Regions from separate parts of the Mus musculus genome. Here region 1 is linked to region 2. The links are chromatin loops, found by intact Hi-C in ENCODE. Cell type or tissue: left cerebral cortex. All regions are shown on one strand. Links, peaks and the distances in the headings refer to the core of each region. The heading gives the core; the rest is flanking DNA. Region 1 overlaps Prim2 (DNA primase, p58 subunit). Region 2 overlaps Bend6 (BEN domain containing 6).

The links. A loop is a pair of places that touch in the nucleus more often than their neighbours do. Peaks named below come from ENCODE experiments on the same cell type or tissue, not always from the same donor. Only the 100,000 strongest peaks of a DNase experiment are listed, where the experiment ranks them.
Region 1: it touches region 2 in a loop (4-fold over the local background); 7 of 42 quality-filtered maps call a loop at or near these places.

The regions. Positions count from the first base shown.
Region 1 is chr1:33,659,025-33,667,670 of GRCm38, forward strand. Prim2 (DNA primase, p58 subunit) reads right to left here. Exons shown (of 14, transcript NM_008922.2): 3 at 8,021-8,124; 4 at 4,753-4,832; 5 at 3,222-3,342. Among named protein-coding and RNA genes, the nearest start is that of Prim2, 6.4 kb to the right of the region's middle. In left cerebral cortex, for the core only: a CTCF peak has its summit at 4,323; a DNase peak (open chromatin) is centred at 4,319.
Region 2 is chr1:33,879,184-33,887,829 of GRCm38, forward strand. Bend6 (BEN domain containing 6) reads right to left here. Exons shown (of 7, transcript NM_177235.3): 2 at 4,258-4,465. The coding sequence starts at 4,377. Among named protein-coding and RNA genes, the nearest start is that of Gm38471, 8.8 kb to the left of the region's middle. In left cerebral cortex, for the core only: a CTCF peak has its summit at 4,435; a DNase peak (open chromatin) is centred at 4,414; H3K4me3 peaks cover 617 bases; H3K27ac peaks cover 258 bases.

The DNA of each region.
Region 1 (8,646 bases), core at 3,273-5,772, 220 kb before region 2:
AGGCCAGCCTAGTCTACACAGTGAATTCCAGGACAGTCAAGGCTATACAGAGAAATCCTGTCTCAAAAACAAAACAAAAACAAAATCCACATATGTAAAGATTAAATCAATGTCACAATGTTAAGTAGAAAAAAAGCATCCAGGGCTGGTGAGATGGCTCAGCGGTTAAGAGCACTGACTGCTCTTCCAAAGGTCCCGAGTTCAAATCCCAGCAACCACATGGTGGCTCACAACCATCCATAATGAAATCTGATGCCCTCTTCTGGTGTGTCTGAAGACAACTACAGTATAATTACATATAGTAAATAAATAAATCTTAAAAAAAAAAAAAGCATCCAAACGCTTCTAAGAAACTCAGATAAATTACATTTTCAGTCATAAATAAGGAACTAAGCTTTGCTCGCCAGGCCTGACAACCTGAGATTGATCCCAGAGACCCACAGGGTGGAAGAAAAGAACCAAGTCTCATGAAACAGTTGTCCTCTGACCTCCTCACGTGTTCAGTGGCATGTACACCTAACACATTTTTACACACACAAACACACACAAAAGTGTTTTTTTAAGTCAACAAAAAGTGCAAGAAGGGCAAGATGGGAAGGGGGTGATAATGTAATTGTACTATAATCTCAAAATAAAATAAAAACATCCATATATGGAAAGTTTTTAAAAGCACAGTTGTAAGACGCACCGGAGTAGAGAGCAGCTATGCATCTTTGCCATCCCCAGCCAGAGGGCAGGAGCACCGTCCCAGACAGGAGCCTCCCAATCCGGACAGGTACTAAAGACAAGAGAGATTTCCCAACAGCACATCACCAAAGCCTGAGCTGTTTACCACTCGAATAAGCATGCCAGATGTTTCTCCACAGCCCCTGCATGAGAACCTGTAGTGACCAAGCCCATGACGCTTCTGGCAGCCATGCCATGCTGAATATAAATATTGAGTTCCACTCCCTCCAAAGCCAAACGCAAAGAGCAATAAGCTATAGAAAGACTATAAACCAGGGGCAAGCACAGCACTGAGAAGAAGGTCCAACTGCTTTGGGAACTGAGAGGAGAGTGTACTACAAGACTCCAAGAGGAAGTGGCATCCCTGGAGGAGGTACTACCAAACAAGCTACTCAACCTAGAGAGCACCAGAAATGTCACAGGAGCATCAAATACAGACAGGGCAGGTGTGACATATGAAGTCCAAAGTCATAAAGCATTAAATAAAGCCACCACATGGAAACTGAACAATGTACCCAGGACTCTGATAAAAGAATGTCTACATGAAAGCAAAGACCTGCAGGAGAGTGGAGGCTTCCTGTCTGGGATGGCAACCTTGGCAAGGGTCATCCAACAACCAAACAGTTTTAAGGATTGAATAACGTCACCATAATCCTTATTTTGGTATCTCAAACTTAAACACCAAGGATCATCAGATATTTGTGGGAAACACTCATCATAAAGGACTATTTAATTCAAATGAGTTTGATAAAGGAATGAGGCAAAGGAGCTAAATGCTGCTAAAGTATGTTGAAAATGTGTAAGACAGGATGGAGAGATGGCTCAGTGGTTAAGAGCACCGACTGCTCTTCTGAAGGTCCTGAGTTAAAATCCCAGCAACCACATGATGGCTCACAACCATCTGTAACTCCCTCTTCTGGAGTGTCTGAAGACAGCTACTGTGTACTTACATATATTGAATAAATAAATATTTTTTAAAAGAAGGAGAAAATGTGTAAGACACCTAATACAATTTCCAAAATAAACAACGATAAATATGATGCCAGAACAGAAGATAGCCAGACAACCAGTCATAAAATTTCCATGCTGGGCGTGATGGCACACACCTTTAATTGCAGCACTTAGGAAGCAGAGGCAGGTAGATTACTGAGTTCGAGGCCAGCCTGGTCTACAGAGTGAGTTCCAGGACAGCCAGGGCTACACAGAGAAACCCTGTCTCGAAAAACCAAAAGAAAAAAAAAAAAAAAAAGCAACAGAACAACTTTTTTCAATTTTCTAATAGACATCAATAATTTCAATAATAGTTTAGTTTTAAAAAGCTATTTCTGAGAAGAAGATAAATTAAAGCTAGAGATGACTCGGCAGTTAAGGACACAAACTGCTCTTCCACAGGACCTGGGTTGGATTCCTAGCACCCAAGTCAGACAGCGCCCAACTGCCTGCAACTCCAGTTGCAGGAATCCAGCGCTCTAGCCCCCATGGCACCACACTCAAGCTCTGGGTTTGGGTCCAGTGATCCTGTGTGCGAGACTTCCCAGGCAGCCCCACATGGGGGTATTATGTAGGCACACGCTGAGAAGAAAAGCACCCCCCTAGGAGACACTGCTAGCTGACTCTCCTCATACAACCGAAGCTGATCAGAAGTGTAGGAGCTGGAGAGATGGCTCAGTGGGTAAGAGCATCCGACTGCTCTTCCAAAGGTCCCGAGTTCAAATCACAGCAACCACATGGTGGCTCACAACCACCCGTAATGAGATCTGACTCCCTCTTCTGGAGTGTCTGAAGACAGCTACAGTGTTCTTACATATAATAAATAAATAAATCTTTAAAAAAAAAAAAGTGTAACAGGAAGCGGGAGAAATGAGTTCAGACAACGCAAGTACCTCTGTCCTCTTGGACGAAGCCTTGCCAGGGAGGTGCCTGCAGACAGAACATGGGCCTTACATGGACACCAAAGTCCTAAACAGTCCCACTTCCACCTGACTGCTGGAACCTGCCAGAAACAATCTCTCTCTGACAGCAGCTTTCTTCTTCTATCTACAATAATTCTCCAAGCTAAATTTCCCAAGCATTTCTGTTTCACTGCAAAATGTAGTTTGCTCTGATTCACCTGTAAAAACTACTTCTTAAATCTATCCAAGCAGATTTAAGGAACAGCTGAGTTTCAGAGTGACATACGGCCTTCTCCAGACTTCACGTGCTTTCCAGTATCACTTGCTATCAGCTAGTCGTTGAACTGGGTACCTAATAAAAAGACATAGAGCCTGCACTCCACTAACAATATCAGCACTTAAAAGGACATGGTACTTTACAAGCCAGGCACAGTGGCACGCCTGTAATACCAGTGCTCAGGACACAGAGCCACAGAGACTGCCCTAAGTCTGAGCCGGGGATATACAGGAAGACCCAGTCTCACAAAAATGAAGACAAAAGGAGGGGACAGTGGGAAACACATACACACACGCGCACACGCACACACATAGAGAGAGACTTACAGCCTCAAAATGCAAATGACTATCCTTCAAGAAACTCTGGACTTTATCCTTTGGTAAAATACTGAATCGAAACCGAAGCAGATCCATTTCTTGTTGAATAAACCATCGTCTAAGATCTTCCCTGAAATGCAAACAGAAATAGGAACATAATGAGTAATCAGGTGATTTTTTTTTTAAAGATTTATGTATTATTATATATAAGTAGACCAAAAGAGGGCAACAGATCCCATTACAGATGGTTCTGAGCTGCCATGTGGTTGCTGGGATTTGAACTCAGGTCCTCTGGAAGGGCAGTCAGTGCTCTTAACTGCTGAGCCAACTCTCCAGCCCGTAACGGGGTGCTTACAAGACTCAGGAGATCTTCTGAGACGACACTCAAAGCAAGTCAGGTGCCAAGGGGGCAGTGAAGAGCAGGCACGCTCTCTGCACAGTCACTACTGTGCACCCGGCCCATCTGATACAGGATGTGAGCACTGTAAGCCACTGGGTGGGAGGCCCAACAGTGTTATAAAAAAGGAGAAAAGGCAGAGCATTTTGAGGAAAACTGCGAAATCATTGGATGACATAAAACAGCTCGTTGCATGTAAACGTTCAAAGAATCACTCACATTGGGAAGTGAGGCACTCCTTCTGAGGTGGCTTTGTCCACGTCAAGTTAAAAACACCAAAGTCTTAAAAGTAATTTTACCTCTGAACAGATAAACACATTTATACTTTGTCAACTCACACTGTAAGCTTTATAGCAAACTTCAATATTTTAAAGCCAAAATAACATTATAACCCATTAGAGTGGCATTCACACTATAACTACTGAATATAAAATATAGTTTCATTTCTGTGAGATGACTTTTACAGACTACCAATAATTCAGTGACTGTGGCAGTTATATGAACTGCATATGGTTTTCTTATAAAGCCAAAACTCTAAGTCTCAAGGTCTCAAGCTTTGTACCAAAAATGCTATCATTTATGTTCTTGAGAGGAGACAACTCAAGACACTCAACTCATAAGCCACTAATAAAAAGAAACAACCATATCTCTGACCAAAATTTAGTAAGGGGAAAAAAGTTAAATTGTAAAAAAGCAATTAACTCCTTGTACCTCTGGGTGGCAGCATTGAGTCACAATTAACCAGCTACTGACTGAAAATAGCTAAAATGTGATAAGCTCTTATATCTCTAATTAGAAAACTTTTACCAAATTCAAGTGCATGATTGAATGAATGCTTATTAGTAATATTACCACTCTTTCTTGAAAGAGTATCAAAAGTAGCCTTCCTAATGAAATCCCTTATATACTTAAATCCCAAATGCAGAGCCTCTCTCTCTCATTAGGTATCACCAATTATTTTCAGTATTTTCCAGTAAAAACTTATTTCAAAGAACGCACAATCATATTCAGCCCATGGCACTCTGGTTCCGCTGATGTTACTCTGAGTTTTTCTGAACGTTTCAGAGACAGGCCAACTTCATAAGCACAAGTTTATGACCCGCAAGATCCGAGCAGAGCGTCAGGACGCAGGTGTATACTCACGACTGGCAGTACGCGAGGCGTAGGATAAAGTGGGAGATGTGGTCCCTTCGCCGTGGCTCATACTCATCCTCCAGGTTCTCCTAAGGCCGCGTGAAGAAACGGACATATTGGAATGACAAGAGGCGGAAAGAGACGCTGACTCAGCACATTTCTTAATTCACTCTCCAGGATCATTACTGGGTTATCAACTCAACCAGGTGAAACTAAGAACTATACTACCTCAGTGAAAGCTCCTGAGCAGGGGCGGCAACTGCCTTCCATCAGTCACTGCTCTTAACTTCCCTATACCCAGGATGCTCACCCTCTCAACCAGTTCTACAAATCAACCCTCAGCTTCTTTCAACTGTTCTAAGTATAGACAAAAAACCATACACATATATACATACATACATACACATATATGTATGTATGTATATATAATTTTATATAATATATTTATTTATTTATTTATTTATTTATTTAAATACATACACACACACACACATTCACACAAGTAACCAAAAACTGACTTTGTTCTCAGCACTTAGAGATAGGACTTTAGAATGTAGTATGTATGTGTGTGTGTATACATATATATATTATATATTATATATATATGCTTACATAATATACAAGAATACATACATAAGCATGTAAATATATAATTGCATACATATACATAATTGTTACAGTCAGCTTTTGGTTACTCTTACAAAATAGGAGAGGTAAGTTATTTAAAAGGATAAAGGTCCAATAACTTACCTCTCCTATTTGAGGATTTTAGTACTGTCACTTATTCTGCCACATGCTGAGGCAGGACCACTCACTGCATAGGAGCAGCAGGAAGTAGCCAAGGGTGTAGGGAGACCAGGGTGTCCTGTGCCCTTCAAAGGATGCCCCAGTGACCAAAATCCTCCCACTGGGCCTTATCCTGACCTCTTAGAGATTTCCATCTCCCTTCAAATACACCAAGCTGGGGACCATCTTTTTAACTGTCAAGCCACTGGGAGCCATTCCAGATTCAAACAACAGCATTAAACCTATCAGCAGCAGAGCTGGGATTGATAGGTGAACATCTCCCTCCTCACTTTTTAGAGAGCAGCTTCAGTCTTCACCAGCTGCCCTGAGGCCTCTGTTGTAGTGCCTTCCCCAACAGCATTGAGACGGTGCATCAACACGGCATGTTGCCTCCCCTCCCATCTCCATGGACAGAGCATCCCTCCTTCACTGTCCAATAACTAAAACCTCCAACTCATTGGCTGCTGCCTCTGGTGGCCTTGGAGGGAAAATGACTGTGGAAGGCATCCTAGTGTCAATCTCTGGCTACTGGACAATCCAACAAGGGTGAGCACACCTGCACACGTACATCCATCACTCACACAAATAAAAAACAAGGATGTGTGTCACGGATAACAGTGAGTCTATATGTATGCTGTCCTGCCTCTCCCCTGCAATGTTGTGTAGACATCTTACAAGAGTATTCATAGCTACCTCGCCACTCTCTCCCCCAACCACTCCCACTATTCTGGTTTCTGCCCTGTCTGCAAAGGTCATCCAGATGCTAAATCCACTACACCCTGTACAATTCATCTATGTCATCTACCTTGAGTTTCTGAAACTGTTAGGATTAGAAATACCATCACAAAATAAAATGCCCCGGCTAAAATCTTGGCTCTACCACTTACCATATTATGAGCATGAAGTATAAGCAAACAGAGCCCTCATTCATAAAATAAGACAGTTATTGGTACCTGGCTCATAAGACAAATTCCATTAGAGTCCGTAAGTAGTGTTCTTACAGCCAGATTTACCACAGAATAAGCAGACTACAAATATCTGGTGCTGTTTTGCTGTCAGTATTAATACGGCCACTCTTGCTCTTTGGCTTCTGTGGCGTCCCAGATCATCTTCCTATCCTCACAGAGCTCCTTCTTATCTCCTCCCCAGACACCTCCCATCCACCCACCTCAGACACTGGAGTCTCCCCTGCCGTCCCCCATTTCGTCTCCAGTATTTCCCAGGACTTAAGCCTTGTGGATGCTAAGCTTGGAAGCTCCTCTCCCAGTAAACACGCCTTCCAAGCCCAGATTTGCACATACAGACGTCCACAAGATCCTGTCACACATGTGTCCCAGCCACGTCTGGAACAAAACTCAGCTTCTTAGTCCTAGGACTAGCTTCTCTTATTGTGTGCCACACCCTAAAATATCACTACGGAGACACGGGACCTCACCGTCTACAGCAGGTCATCAGGGGCAGACCTCTGTTACACCTACTTCTGGTTGTGGCTGTGTCCTTTGCCTGCTGTCTGCCCCATAGGTGAGGAACCCCAACTGCACGCTCCCACCTTTACAAAGTCTGCCAGGCCTTGACTGCTAAAGCCACAAGTAAAACCTCTCCTCCCTCCAATTCTGTCGGTACTTAATGAACTCATACACTGTCCTCAGCAGAGATAGGGACACTGCCACTATTCTCTCTGGTTTCGCCTTGGGATAAGCCAATAAAATCCTTTCAGTCTACATCATTAATATCCCCCCCCGACCGTCCCCGTCACTCAGAAATTCAGACTCGCATCATTCCAGGTTCCTGTTCGCTCCTGTCCACCATGACCCAATCAACCTGTTGCTGGCAGTTATCCTCCCAAAATAAAAATGTCATGGTATCTGTCACGATGTAGTTCCAAGCCAGAGGTGGTACCATGTACCAGCTACTTCAGCCCTCCAGGGACTAAGGAACAGAGCAGGGCCAGCCTGGGCTATATCACAAGTGCTAGGAACACTTGCACTGCAGAACAAACCCCTCTAAAACAACCAATCAATCAACTGATCAATCAATCAATAAATAAATAGCAGTTGCAGAAATTCAGGACCTCCTCCTGGTCAGTCTTCTAAACTACCCCCACCCAAGCCAGGTAGCCACTGCACACACTCCTGAAGTACGCAGAAAAAAACAGTTTGCTTCACCCTGTGTGACACAAATACATAGGGGATCTCTGTAGTCAGTCCATGCGCAGAAGGCAAGGTCTCTCCAAGAACCTGCACAATATACAGGAGTCCTGCAATGAGGAATTAACAGGCCAGGCGGAGAGCAGGCCTGAGGGTGGGAAACTGCTGTACTACAATCATCTAACTACATGTCAATCATCTAACTACATGTCAATCATCTAACTACATGTCAATCAGCTCAGCAGAATGTTTATCTTTATAAAAGCCTCTCCCCATAACTCAGCAATATAAACGCACACAGACTGAAGGGAGCGCTCTCCCGCCGCCGACTTCCCGTTACTTACTCTGTAGGAAAACTTGAGCTTTCGAATCTCGGCCTCCAATTTACTCTGGTATTGTTCGGTTCCTTTCACATAGCTCACACCGAGGTTCTCAATTGCTTTAAGCACTAGGGGGAAAAGATTAAAAGGAAGAAAAGTTTAAATCCAAGACAAAAGATAAATAAATCAAAGATAAAAACCTACAGAAAGCAATTCTCTAATTATTTTTTCTTAGAACATCTGACAGTATTAACAACTTTGTTTCCGCAGGTACATCACGTGAACTGTGCTTGGAAACTGATAAACTGCACCAATGTGCAGAAAATGCATGATATTCTAATCCCAGAGATGCTCAACAAGGGAAGGGAAGGGAAGGGAAGGGAACGGAAGGGAAGGGAAGGGAAGGGAAGGGAAAGGACAAATGGTGGATGATCTTTCCTGATGTACCAAGCCACCAAATGCTGAGAAGTGAAAAAGCCTGCCTGTCAGTGTGAAGACAAGGTTTGCAGTCTGGAGCTACCTTGACTGAGTACATCATAAGATAAAAAGGAGGAGGAAGAGGAGGAGGAGGAGGAGGCAGAGAGAGAGAGAGAGAGAGAGAGAGAGCCTTCCTTTCCTGATGACTACCCAGCAGTGAGAGGCACCGGGTC
Region 2 (8,646 bases), core at 2,983-5,482:
TCTTGTATCTTTATGCTTGTATCTTGTTTTGAGACTAGATCTCATTAATGAATAGTAAAAAAGTGTGCAAAGTCTTTATGAAGAAAACAACAAACCTTCACTGAACGATAACCTCAGCATGAAAGGAAAAGTTCAGAGATAAAAAGCCATAAGTAAAAAATATCAGGTATCCTCAAATTAAACTATATTAAGTCAATGCAATTTTAATACAAATTTGAAATTGACTATAAAGTTGTATGCATAAGAGCCAGGAATAGCCAGTGAATCCTTAGGGAATTATCAGGAATTGAGACTTCCTTATAAATTCAAGGTGTTATTAAAAATTCAGAATAATTCAGTTTGGTGCTGACCAAAAGACAGTCAATATTGCCAAGAAATAGAGGTTAAAAACTAGATGTCTGAAGATCTGTGATGTGGGACAAAGAGGTCTGGCAGCTCAACAGGGACAGGGATCCACTCAACCAAGGCTGCTGGGATGCTGTCCCACTGGGACTCAGAAAAACAGGTAAAAAAAATGGATCCCTATCTCGTTAAAACGCATATGCATGGACCACTGCTCTCAAACACAGAGATTTATACACACATAGACCCACATGTAGATGTTTCCATATGTGTATACATACATACGCATACTCACACGCATACACCTCCACACACACTTGCATGTAAACCTCTGTAGATACATTAAGAATTTATACATCAAAAGCAAAATGCAAAAATTGTACAAGGAATATAAATGTACATTTTCTCAACTTTAGTGGGCATTTCCTAGTTATAAAATCACTGCTCACAGTAAAACAAACAAACTAAAATGAAGATTTTTATTCATAAGGCACAGTAAATAAGAAAAAAAAAAGACCATAAAAGCCAATGGGAAATATCTGCAGTGTTGTTAATCAAAACAGTTACTCAATGGAAAAATGAATAAATGATATAAAGGGGGCATTTTACAGAATGGAGAACATACATGGCTCATCAGTAGACACAGATATTCAACCTCACTAGTGAGCACAGAGAAGGTCAAAACCACCATCAGTTACCATTTGGTCAAAGCCCAAGGAATCTGGCAAAGCTAAGCAGGGTGGGCATGGACCACTGCTGCTCCATAATATTAGCAGGTGTTAGACACAGACACAAAGCTGTGAGCTGAGGAAGGTGGGTCAACTATGTGAGCGAGCCCTCCCTCGTCACTGCAGCTTCCATGGAACTGCAGACAGCAGCACGTGAGCAGGAGACAGCTTTCTACCTTACATGAGCTACTGTGCACTATTTGTGTCTTTGCAATAACCATCACAAAAGTCTAACATGTGGTGCACAGAAGCAGGGATACCTCTCAGAGGCCAGGTATGGGCTCAAAAGGCACAGGGTGGCATGGGGGAAAGCCTCTGACTTGTGTTCACTTGTAGTGAGACATTTGGTAAGATTGTCACCTAGAATGGTTATGCAGGCAGACCACACACCAAGGATGCTGGACAGAGAATTTTGGTGAGTTCTAGCTTTGTCAGTAATAGCAGTTTGCAAGAAGACATAGGAAAGCACTGAGTGCAGGGTGCGATTTAAATCAACCGAGCTCCGTAATGTTAATCTTCAAGATTTGAGAAACATTCCACAATTACTTCCCTAGGTCAGCAGGTTTCTGTCACCTTGGTTTTCTCAAGAGCTCCCTGTGTGATCTCTCAAAATGGTCCCATCCAATGAGATGCTGGGAGTCAAGGGGAACCTTCAAGTATTTGAAGGCCTTTAGGTAACTGCTATAAAATGGAGAGAAAAGAAGCTGAACACAGATTTGATAATAAAAGAAGAGGACTCTCAGGCCCAGGATCTTTGGCAAATAAAATTTCTGGCTGGACTGAATTTGCAATAGAAACCAGCAGAATTATGTAGTTTGGAAAGCTATTAAGTTTTTTTTTAAAGATTTATTTATTTTATGTATATGAGCACACTGTCACTCTCTTCAGACACAACAGAAGAGGGCATCAGGTGCTATTGCAGATGGTTGTGAGCTACCGTGTGGTTACTAGGAATTGAACTCAGGACCTCTGGAAGAGCAGTCAGTGCTCTTAACCACTGAGCCATCTCTCCAGCCCCGGCTATGAAGATTTTAAGGACAGCAAATGGACAGAGAAAGCACCACTGGACTCGGGAACACGAGCTTTGTTTATCCCTGAGCAACTTCAAGCCCACACTAGCAAGCTGCAATAAGACATTCAACGAAAGCCAGAAATATGGATATTAATACTCACTATTAATAAGAAAGTATACATGCAAAAAGGCCTGCGTGCTGCTTGTGAGCATGCTGACTGTGGGGACCTTCAGAAAGTCATCTTATGTGTCAATGAAATGTTGGGAAATATCCTTGCCATGCTCCAAGACTGGAACTTTTGCTGGACCTCACAGCCAGAGTTAATAATACATTTGGACTCACTTAAGATTGCTAGCCTACTGTCTGCTCAGTTTAAAATAAACAAACCACCCAACCAACCAAACAAAAGCCGTGCCTCCGGTGGTGGCGCATGCCTTTAATCCCAGCACTCGAAAGGCAGAGGCAGGCAGATTTCTGAGTTCGAGGCCACCCTGGTCTACAGAGTGAGTTCCAGGACAGACAGGGCTATACAGAGAAACCCTGTCTTGAAAAACAAAAACAAAAACAACAACAAAAACTAGTCGACCTCACTTGTCTTGGATTTCCCATGTAATATGCCTTTACCACCTAAGCTAATGAGTAGCTATTATCTTAAATGGTGTGCTCTGCCATGCCTCTGACCCAAGGTGATGCATGTCTATCACTTGCTAAAGGCAGCCGATACAGAGGTTAAAAGCTACCAGAAAAGTCAAAAGCACCTATTTATGGATACTGGTTGATAAACAATGACATTTGCAGAACTGTTTTTTGTCTGGGTCAGTTGGGATCAATTGGAGCCAGTGACTTAATCCCTTATAAAACTCTGTTAAAGATTTCTGTAAAGTATCCCATGTCTTCTTGTGTGATGCTTTCTGTGCTGGTCAATAAATACAGAGCAAGCCCTTTGTCAGGGGCAGAGTCCACTCACAGCTACACACCAGACATACATAAACACCGTTAGTCACATGCAGAAAAGACAGACACCCAAAGATATAACAGACAGACACAGAAGGACAGACACAGGGACAGATTCACAAGATCACCTTCAGGCTGACACAGACTCTCATACAAACATACAGTCAGGAGACCCAAGGAGCATGAAGTAGAGAGTTCACATTGGACTCTCTTGGCTAATGTCTCGAAGGGAAATTACTGGTGAGTTGGAGTTAATCACTAATGCGTTTAATCCATGCCATCTTATAATGTCTAGTCAAATGAATAGAAACAAACAAGCAATTTCGAAACCACAAGTCATCCTCCTATGTATTTCATACAGATATAACCTGTGGGGTATAGTTATATTACATTAATGAATTTTAGTTGTTCTAGCCCGAAAAATAACCAAAAGTGGATTCCTCTATAAGCTGATGGCAATGTTGATTTGTTTCTCTAGAGAACATGTTTAACAATTTATATGCACCTCATAATATCAAGTCTTGTGGATAATTTTGGAGAGTGCAATGCTTTTTGAAAAAATCAGGAACAAATTAAGATTTCTATTATGATTTTCATGTGCTACTAAATGATATATATGTAGTCTTTTACAGTGTTTTATAAAGTGGGTCAGAGGTGGGGATATGAGGGAGATGGTACTGTTTAAGGACATGTGAATACAGCATGCTACATGCATTATAAAACACGTAAAAATGTATAAAACATGTATAAAATGTGGGACTGTATAAAGACATTCAAATAAAAATACAGGATGAACATGTCGGTAAGTTGTTCAAAGGAAAGGAGGGCAATGGGGTAGTGAGGAACAGCTGTGAGCTGAGTTCTAAACAGAAGAGCAAAGAGTAAGTCTTACTGAAGAAACGCACCAATTTCCATAAAATATTTTGGGAGGAAAACCATTTTCAGACAGTTTGATGATCTTTTGTTTAGATCAGAAAACAAACTTTGAACAATGTTATATCTGGTGCTGGCTGAAATGAAGTAGGAAAACTGTCTACTGTCTGTGTTTCTAACTTAACCTTAAAAAGAGAACAGAAACTATATTCCCTTGGTTGGATAAAGAGTTAAAAAGGACAAATTACAGAAGATGGGGGAAAGTGCCAAGAAACAACGAGGAACAAGGCTGAGAATTGCAGAGGCAGCTGAGGTAGATGAGAAGATTAAATCAACAGAACACCGACCTGTGCTTTCTCCAGAGCACTATTCGCATTTTCTGAGTTTGCTGTCTCTGTCCGTTTCCTCTTTCTTTTTCTAAGAACTTGGTTGTCGGTGATGTCATCTGTCTGCAAGATCTTCTGCATTTTCTCAATTAGTCAGCCCAGGCTTTCCGGAACGGCGATGGCAGAAACGCCCATGTAGGTGCCGCTGTTCTGCATGCGGTTCTCGCTTCTTAAAAACAAAAACAAAACACAGGGGGCCTCAGCCTGCTGCCGGCTCAGGTGAGCGCCTTTCACGGAAGGTGCCATGTGGAAGGGGCCATGTTGTTGTCTTTCTTACTGGCCAACTTCCCGCACATGTTTACTTGACTCAAAAAAATCCAGCTTGGTGCTGGAGACGTGGCTCAGTGGTTAAGAGCACTGACTGCTCTTCCAGAGGTCCTGAGTTCAATTCCCAGCAACCACATGGCGGCTCACAGCCTGGGATCTGAAGTCCTCACAGATGTGTCTTACGACGGCTATGGTATACTCACATACATAAAATAAATAAGTCTTTTTTGTTTTAAAGATTTTATTTATTTTATATATGTAAGTACACTGTAGCTGTCTTTAGGCACACCAGAAGAGGGCATCAGATCCCATTACAGATGGTTGTGAGCCACCATGTGGTTGCTGGGAATTGAACTCAGGACCTCTAGAAGAGCAGTCAGTGCTCCTAACCTCAGAGCCATCTCCCCAGCCCTAAATAAATAAATAAATAAATAAATCTTAAAAGGAAAAAAAAATCTATTGCAAGGCAGGGGATTGATACACAGTAGCAGGTCATACTTTAAGAAACAAAAGAACCCATTCAGCTTTGTTACCGCCCTCAAGCTGCTCATGTGGTCAGGTGCGGCTAGTTGGCTTTAAAAACTTCAAACAGTGTAAGAACACTTTCCATCTGCCCTTCTTGTCAAGTAGCCATGAAGAATCTACAGGTTTTAAAAATTCTAGGTGTATGTAAACATCATCACACAGAACTGAAATTATGCACTTCTAGGAAAATGTATTAATAATAGTTGACAACATCAGGATGGAGGGTAAACATATTCCCAAGAGACCAATAAGAGTTGCTTAGACCCGAGTTTTGCTTTAAAAGGTGTTTTTCTTTCTGAAAACTCTGCAATCTTATGATAAGAGGTTCCCCTTGTCCCAAACTAGTTGAGTCTATCAGTAGGGTTGTAATGACAACATTTAACCTTGGTTATGTATAGCTGGTGATGCACATTAGGTCTTATTTAATCTTCAGAGTATTTGCTTCAATTGGTTTGTTTTCATAAGCATTTAATTATACGTAATAAAACCAGAGTCAGATTGAGCATATGAGTCTTCATGAAATATATAGAATATTGAGCACCCGGTAATATTTTGCTTCTTATCAAATTACTATAAATGTATTAGCAAATGCACTACTCAAAAATTTTTATTCACAAAGTTTATAATAAAACACTGGAGTCCAGCATCGTTTTGAAAGCTATATTTACTAATGTGATGAGTGAAGTTTTCAAGATAACATTATAGTTGGGCATAGGGTACACACCTGCAAGCCTAGCACTTCAAAGATGAAGGCAGAGGGTTTCATGTTCAAGGCGAACCTGGGTGACACCGTGAAATGTATTTTCTAAATTCTGAAATAAAATAAAACATAAACATACAAAAAGAAAAAAAAACCAAACTGGATAGCATTTTGGTTAGCTGGGGTTCAAATTGAATGTTTGCTCACATAAAAATAATTTCTAATGTTATGTGTGTTTTTTACGTGTGTGTGTGTGTGTGTGTGTGTGTGTGTTCAGGGGCACACATGCCACAGTTGCTGGGTTCAAGGGATTGAACACGTTTCCAGGCTCATTGATTTTTTGATTTCTTTTTTTTTTTTAGATTTATTTATTTATTATATGTAAGTACACTGTAGCTGTCTTCAGACACTCCAGAAGAGGGCATCAGATCTCATTACGGGTGGTTGTGAGCCACCATGTGGTTGCTGGGATTTGAACTTCGGACTTTCGGAAGAGCATTCGGGTGCTCTTACCCACTGAGCCATCTCACCAGCCCGATTTTTTGGTTTCTTAATGGCTGACATTCAAACTGAGTTGAGATGAATTTTCTTTGCAGCTTTAATTTGCATTTCTCTGATGGCTGGTGAGATTTAACATTTTCCATGTGTTTAATGGCACATCTGTTCGTTTTACTTCCCCCATTATTGATGAGTCTGTTTGGTTCCTTGTTTGAATTTTGATGAGGACTGCATTGTCTCTGTGGGTTACTGTTGGTAGACAGCCATTTTTGCAATATTAATAATACAGCACAAGGAAGTTCTTCTCTGGTCTTACCTGTCCAGTGTTCTAACGCCCAGCCTCCTAAGTGCTGGCTTTTCAGTGTGAGCCACCAAATGCAAATACTCACCTTCTGTGCAAGCCCGTAAGGAAAGTTTATATTTACGTATTTCTTCTTTCGTGATATCTTTCACACTGATAGAAACTGGGATATGTTGATACCAACCTACAATCTAATGAAAACGTAAACTGAGAACAAGTTAGGGAGAAGTTCTTCCATGGGCTAGTAGAACAGATTTTGACATGGGGCAAAAGAAAGAGTACTTCCAGACTCTCTTGGTGAAGCCAGCTAAACCAGATATAGAAACCACAAAAAAGAAAATTATAAAACAATCTTTCTAATGGACAGAGGACAAAAACTGTCAACAAAAATACTTGCAACTGAATTGAAGAATACATCACGACCTTCCATCATGATGTCTACAACATCCCAGAACTGTAAGGGATGGTTCCATGTATGTATATCAATAACCTTAAATTAATATATAACTGGACTCAGGACAGAAAGCACCTGATCATCTCAACAGAAGTGGAATAAAACCCAGCATCCCTTTGTGATGAAGTCCCTATGGAGACAAGTCACAGATGGAATATAGTTCAACAGAGTAAATGCCATCACAACAAGCCGGTAGCCAACAGTCTGCTAAATGGCAGAAAACATTTCCACGAAAATTAGAAATGAGTGTCCGCTCTCTTCACTCCCTTTTAATATTGTTTGAAGTTTTAGCTACAGCAAAAGGAAAAGAGAAGGAAATAAAAGGATTGTAAAGAGGAAAAGAAGACACCAAAGTAGCCTTTCTTGCAGAGGACATGATGCTATTCATAAGAGATCCTAAAGACTTCCTCCAGACAACTGTGGCTAATATGTTCAGAAAAGTCACAGGTACACAATTACTATATAATGACCACCCCAAGGACAAACATTCCAATAAATAGGAGGGAAATTTTATTTTATTATTATTATTTTTTTTTTTTTTTTTGGTTTTTCAAGACAGGGTTTCTCTGTATGTGTAGCCCTGGCTGTAGACCAGGCTAGCCTCAAACTCAGAAATCTGCCTGCCTCTGCCTCCCGAATGCTGGGATTAAAGGCGTGTGCCACCACGCCCAGCTGGGAAATCTTATTCTTAATAGCACAAAACTAATAGCAAAAAAAAAGCCACCATGTGGTGGTGGTGCACGCCTTTAATTCCAACACTTGGGAGGCAGAGGCAGGTGGATTTCTGGGTTCAAGGCCAGCCTGGTCTACAGAGTGAGTTTCTAGGACAGCCAGGGCTACACAAAGAAACCATGTCTCGAAAAAAAAAAAAAACAAACAAACCAAAAACAAAAAACAAACCATAAATAAATAAATAAACAAATAGAAAAACCATACCAAACCAAAGTCGTGCGTTGGAATAAACAACCAAGGAAACAAAAGACCTTTCCAAGTTAAAGTTTAATATACGAAAGAAAAGGATTAAGAAAGACAAAGTTGGGAAGACGTCCCAGGCTCAGGGTTAGAAGAATCTACATTGGGAAATGGACATTTTCTGAAAAGCAATCTAAAGATTCAATGCAACTCCGTGGTTCACCAAATGGAACAACAAACCAACCTTCACATGGAAACATGAAAGACAGACAGTCCTGGAATCCAGGAGTGCGGCTGGTGGTGTCACCACCCCTGACCCCAGATTACAGTACAGAGGCAGAAGAAAAACAGCACAGCACGGTGCTGGCACAAAAAAACAGACACACAGGTCAATGGCATAGAAAACAGGAGCTAGATGTAAGACCATGGAAATACTGCTGTCTGAGTTCTCACAAAGAGTCAAAAAAAAAAAAAAAAAAAAAAAAAACAAAAACAAAAAAAAAAAAAACCCACCCTAGAGAAGAGACAGCATCTTCAACAAATGGGGCTGGGAAAACTGAAAATCAGTATGTGGGTGAATGAACACAGATCACTTTTCTCTCACCCTGACCAAAACATCAATTCCCACCAGATCACAGACACAATGGAACGCCTTTAACTCTGACCTTTCTAGAGGAAGATGTAGGGATTCCC